Linked DNA regions of Homo sapiens: region 1 is linked to region 2. Evidence: chromatin loops called from intact Hi-C (ENCODE). Cell type or tissue: dorsolateral prefrontal cortex. All regions are shown on one strand. Links, peaks and the distances in the headings refer to the core of each region. The heading gives the core; the rest is flanking DNA. Region 1 overlaps KATNIP (katanin interacting protein). Region 2 overlaps GSG1L (GSG1 like).

What was found. Peaks named below come from ENCODE experiments on the same cell type or tissue, not always from the same donor. Only the 100,000 strongest peaks of a DNase experiment are listed, where the experiment ranks them.
Region 1: it touches region 2 in a loop (4-fold over the local background); 11 of 110 quality-filtered maps call a loop at or near these places.

What each region holds. Positions count from the first base shown.
Region 1 is chr16:27,689,309-27,692,218 of GRCh38, reverse strand. The region is part of intron 8 of KATNIP (katanin interacting protein); the gene reads right to left. Among named protein-coding and RNA genes, the nearest start is that of KATNIP, 140 kb to the right of the region's middle. In dorsolateral prefrontal cortex, for the core only: a CTCF peak has its summit at 1,388; DNase peaks (open chromatin) are centred at 277, 1,408 and 2,398; H3K27ac peaks cover 2,352 bases.
Region 2 is chr16:27,866,096-27,869,005 of GRCh38, reverse strand. All of the region lies in intron 3 of GSG1L (GSG1 like), which reads left to right. Among named protein-coding and RNA genes, the nearest start is that of GSG1L, 200 kb to the left of the region's middle. RefSeq lists an enhancer at 1,491-1,992. In dorsolateral prefrontal cortex, for the core only: a CTCF peak has its summit at 1,293 (motif pointing right); a DNase peak (open chromatin) is centred at 1,225.

The DNA of each region.
Region 1 (2,910 bases), core at 201-2,700, 180 kb after region 2:
CAAATGCACCAGCACCTGACACGTGGGGTGCAAACACCAGCATTGGTAGAAGGCTTGGGCAGCACCAGGACAAGTAGAACCTGAAATTCACAAGCTCATTCACCATTTCCCGCATGAAGCACTTATAAAATTTGTCTAAAAAGAACCATGTGGTGACCCTTATCTTTTTACTGCCAATCTTTGGGCAAGAGCCTGTTCCTCTTATGCCTCATCAGTCTGGGGCTGGGATGGAACAAGAGGCCTCTGAGATAGCTTGGAAGCTCGTCTCATGACCTGTGAGCAGGCGGGATGATCTGTCCTTGGCTGCTGCAGCCCTATGCTCACTTCCTCTTGGACAAGGAGAGTCACAAAGGCATCTTTCTCCAGTAGAGACCAGTTTTATCTGCACAGACCCTTTTGCCCCTGAGCGTCTTTCATTTGGGAGGAAATGCTCCTCCAGCAACATGATCATCAGGTGCTGTCTGTGCCCTTTGAGTCATATTATGCTAAGAACATGCTTTTAAAAATTAAATCACCCTTTCTCCAAGTGAAGGTCAATGCTGCAGCTCCACTACCAGAGCTTTTCCCATCCTGGCTTTCCAGAACCGTCCTACATGGCGCCCCAGTTCTCCAAAATCACGTTCCCTCTGTGCACTCCCTCACACCGCACACACGTGCACACGAGGTAACCACCTTTTAATTCTTTTTGATGCTCTCATCGCTCACTTGGGCGAATGCTAGCCTGAATACCCCATGATGGTGGATTTATTCCCATCACAGACCTAGAGGATGGTGGATCTATTCACACAGTCCATTTGTGCCACCAGCAAAAGCCAAATTGCACATTTTAACTTCTCCCAAACTGCTCTTTTCTGGTTGAGAACCATCCCTCTTCCGATAACTTTGCTTTATCTTCACTTCACCAGTGTTTGGCTTTCTTCTCTCTCACAGAGAAACAAAAGGTGTATCAATTCAGGAAATTTACCATGAATGCAACACATGTCACACAGAAGACGTGAGGGCACGAGGCTGCCGGTCGGCTCACCAGCCACCAGCTGTGACTTGAAAAGCTCAAATTCAGAGTCTCAGCAAAATTACCCCTTTCTACATGCAAGGGGCCTTGGAGGTCACCTGGGAAGCCACCGAAATGGCGAATATGAAATTTAAGGACAACAAGGGTCTATTATAGCAATCATAAACCGGCAGCCCACAGGCATAACCTGCCTACAGAGATGTATTGTGTCACTTTCACTTTTTTAGAAAAATTGAAAATAGATGCCAAGCTCAAAAAAAAAGGAAATCCACCTGAAAATTGGGATTCCTGGCATCTCCTGAAAAGTAATACCATCTGGCAACCCTGGAACAGTATTCATATGTGGGAACCATCGGCTGGAGCTAGGTGATGGCGCCCCCTTTCGACAGGGCTGAAATGCTCCAGTTTCCACAGTGCACCCCACTCCCTGTGGTCACATGCCTGGTAGGCCTTGAAACTGTACACTATGTTGTGTGGCAAAAAGTCCAGGGAAATGGTAGACATAGCCTTGTTTTGTCTTCAGATGTCCACACTCACTTCTAAAAGCCAAGAGGGAGGTGGGGAAGGGAGAGTGTGCCCTGGGACAATGTTCTAGGCCTGAGTGCTCCAAAGCCTCCATGCATTTCCAAATGGGCCAACGTCATCAGGCTACCTGCTTCCTATGGCATCGGGAACTGCAACAAGTGGCCACGAATTCCTCCCACCCCTGTATGTGGACCGCTGCAATGTGGTTTTGCAGCATTTTCCATTAGGAGCTAGTGTCTGTTTCTCTAGCTGGGCTTGGCCTGGTGGCTTTCATTTTATTTTTATTTATTTTTCTATCTATCTATCTATCTATCTATCATCTATCTATCTATCTATCTATCTATCTATCTATCTATCTATCTATCTGAGATGGGGTCTCACTCTGTCACCCGGGCTGGAGTGCCATGGAATGAGTATGGCTCACTGCAGCCTTGACTTCCCTGTGCTCAAGTCATCCTCTTGCCTCAGCCTCCTGTGTAGCTGGGACCACAGGCATGCACCACATCACCCAGCTAGTTTTATTATTATTATTATTATTATTTGTAGAGATGAGGTATCACTTTGTTGCCCAGGCTGGTCTTGAACTCCCAGGCTCAAGTGATCCTCTCGCCTCGGACTCCCAAAGTGCTAGGCTTACACGCATGAGGCACTGCAGCCGGCCCTGCCTGGTGACTTTCTTTGGCTAACAGGACATTAGCAATCATGACCAAGCAGTCTTTAAAAAGCACCCAGGCATGGGCTTGTCCTCTCTTGCTGCCCTGAAATCACCAGTGCTAGAGAATAAGACTCTATGGGGCCAAGATGGGCTGTCCTAGCCAAGGTCCTCAGGACAAACAAAACTGCCAGACATGTGAGTAAGGCTGTCCTAGACCATCTGGCCCAGCCACCTGCTAGCTCACTACAGAACAGCCCAGTCCACCCACAGACTCATGAGCAATCATAAAACGGTTGCTGTTTTAAGCCACTACATTTTGGGGTGGGTTGTCAGGCAGTAATAGTTAGCCGACAGACCTGGCTTGTTAAGGCCTGTGTTCTTCTCATCTCTAAAGCTGCTTTTGGGACTTTTCTTGATGGCAGGTGCTGTCTGCAGCCCTGTCATCATTCTGCCACTGTCTCTCCCTGAGCCCAGGAGTGCGGGTGATTTTCAAGGACAGCAATCAAGGCCCCCAGACTAAATGACTTCTACTCTTGGATGTTACAGTCCATTGCTCTACACTGCCTCCGTAGAATCTGTGGCAAAATGTCCTATGTGGTTGACTTTTTTTTTTTTTTAGACGGAGTCTCACTCTGTCATCCAGGCTGGAGTCCAGTGGCGTGATCTCACTGCAACCTCCACCTCCTAGGTTCAAGTGATTCTCCAACCTCAGCCTCCT
Region 2 (2,910 bases), core at 264-2,763:
ACATGCTGGCCTTCCAACCCCATCTCCAAGCTCACCTTGGAAGCCTTTCCCCAATCCAGGGAACACAGACCTTTTATCTCCTTCAGGCCCTTCTCGGAGGCTGAAACTCAAGATGCCTTGAGTGGCCTGGGAGGGAATGTGGATGAGTGAGCGAGCTGGGGATATTGCAGGAGCTATGGCAGAGGGCAGCAGACGGGCAGACGATGGCACCACTGAGGGGCTTGGCAGCTGCAGGCCCTCATGAAACGCCCCAGCTCCAGCCTAGCTCCAGCTGAGGGTTGCCGAGAAGAAATGTGGACCCAGTGTTGCGTTTCTGATTTTTTACAAGAGAAGCCAAAACTCCCATATTTTAATGGAAATCCTCCAAATTTTTAAAATGTTGGCATCAAAATATCATCTTTTTTTTTTTTTACAGCTCTTGCCAACATCTGCAGGTTCGATTCAGCCCATGGGGTGCCAGTTTTAGATGGTAGCTGGATCTATTTCTATTTTAGCATTTGTAATAATTGATTTCACGTCACTGTTTATGTCACTCTCCTCATTAGCCTTGGAGGAATGGCCTTGCCGTATTTACGGCCATATCCCCTGTGGCTGGCCCCATGCTTTGCATACAGAGGATGCTTAATAAATGTCAGTTAAATGAATGAGTTGGAGTGTTAGAAGCAAATCAGTGGCCTGCAGAAGGGTCTGAGGATTCTAGAAGGGGATCAGGACCTGTTAGCTGGGGAGGGAACAGCCAGTGAGTCTTCGGGAGGTGGGACAGATGGGGCAGGCCCCTGTCATTTTCCCCTTCCCGGCTGGCCATTAGTAATTTAAATTCCGCCACATCCTTTGCATGTTGCTAGAAGCCTGGGCTGGGGGAGTCTGCAGGCCATCAGGCCTTTCATACAAATGAGCCTGGCCCCAGGCACAGGGCCAAGTAGAAATTGGGCTTTAGGGAGGTGGGAAGAGGTAAGAATTTTAATAAGTTCAATAAAAATTGGAAATAAAACCTACGCTGGAGGAACTGCTGGTTTCTGGCAGTTTTTAAGGGACTTAGTGGAGTGAGTGTAGCAAGGGATGCTGGGAATTTCTGGGCCTGGTCTCGCGAGAAACGCAAGGAGGTTGGGACAGGACTGCTAGGCCCAGGCTCCGACTCAGCCGGAAAGCTGGACTTTGAGGGGCGTGGCCAGGAAGTGGCTGGCCTCAGGGGGCGTGGCCTCAGGGGGCGTGGCCTCAGGAGGAAGCCGAGTGGGTGGGTGGGGCCGCCGGAGATCCTCAGGGTGGGTGCGCTGCAGGTACCCTCCTCCTGGTGGCCAGTAGAGGGCAGCACAGGCATAGGATCCAGCTCCCCAGGGAGTGGGTTGGGTGGGGAACCCAGCAGGGAAACCGAGGCCAAAGCCCTGTCGTAGGGGAAAGGCTGAGCTCCTGGAGTCTCTGACACACAGTGAGCAAGGGCTCAGTGGGGAGAGTCTAACTCCTGTCTGCCCAGCGACTGGAAGTAGCCAGGCTCTGAGGACCACCTGCCACAGCTCATGGGGCAGCGCTCACTGATCTGCCCTGCCCCTGAGCCATAGAGGTGGGAGCCAGGCCCACCCTCTGCCTCCCAGTGGCTCCCACCTCTTTGTCAATGTGCCAGGTCCTTTACTCAGGCATCTCATCCCCATTTTAGAGATGAGGAGAAGGAGGCTTAGAGAGGTTAACTAACATGCCTGAGGTCACACAGCATGAGTGGGAGAGCTGGGCTGAGAGCCATGCAGTGCCTGCCTGCATAAGCACTGCATCACCTGCTGTGCGCTGAACTGAGCTTGTGCATTGATCTGGGTGGGCGTCTATTCCTGCCCCTCCTCCTAGAGCATGAGTCTTAGGGCAGGACTTGGTCTATCTGGGTGATCCCTGTATCCCTAGTACCACAGACATCAAGGTGGCCTCTGTAAATACTTGTTGAAGGAATGAGTGTTACAGAAACTGTGGTAGGAGAGGATTGGAAGACACATTTGAATCTTTCTGCCCCTTCAAATAGGCACTCTCTCCTCTGCCCCCGGGCCAGGGTGGGCCACTGGTGGGGAATGCAGGGGGGTTGGCGTGAGCTGCATTCATCACCCTGAACCCTCTAATAAATGCTCCATTGTAGGTCTAGAAAAGTGAAAGTGAGGGCCGGTTTCGGTGGCTCATGCTTGTAATCCCAGCACTTTGGGAGGCTGAGGCGGGAGGATCACATGAGGTCAGGAGTTCGACCCCAGCCTGGCCAACGCGGTGAAACCCTGATTCTACTAAAAATACATAAATTAACCTGGCATGGTGGTGCAAGTCTGTAGTCCCAGCTACTTGGAAGGTTGAGGCAGGAAAATGGCTTGAACCTGGGGGGCGGAGGTTGAAGTGAGCCAAGATCACACCACTGCATTCCAGCCTAGGTGACTGAGCAAGACTCTGTCTCGAAAAAATTAAAAAAGAAAAGTGAAAGTGAGAGCCTGCATTTGGGTAGGGGTGGAGGGCAGATTGCTCAGGTGTGGATCCTGGCCTCAACACCAGGTGTGTGCTTTGGGCCAAATTTTCCATCTTTCTGAGCCTCAGTTACTTACTCCTTCTCCAAAATGGGATAATAGTCAGACTACTGGTGGGGTTGTGCAGATTAAAGGAGTGAGCACATATAAAGTGCCCAGCACAGTGATTGATACATGGTTGGCTCTGAGGATGATGACTGTAACAGAATTGGTAATATTGTGGCAGCACTGAGACTTTCATGGTATTTAAGTATGTAATGATTTGGTATTACAGTGACACTGTATGTAGTTCATGTAACGGGAGAGGGGGTGTGGACAAGATTAATTACAGAAAGGGAAGAATGTATCTGTGTGTGAGAGGACAGACAGAGAGAGGCAGAGAGATATACAGGACATACAGAGATATACAGAGAGGCAGAGAGATATA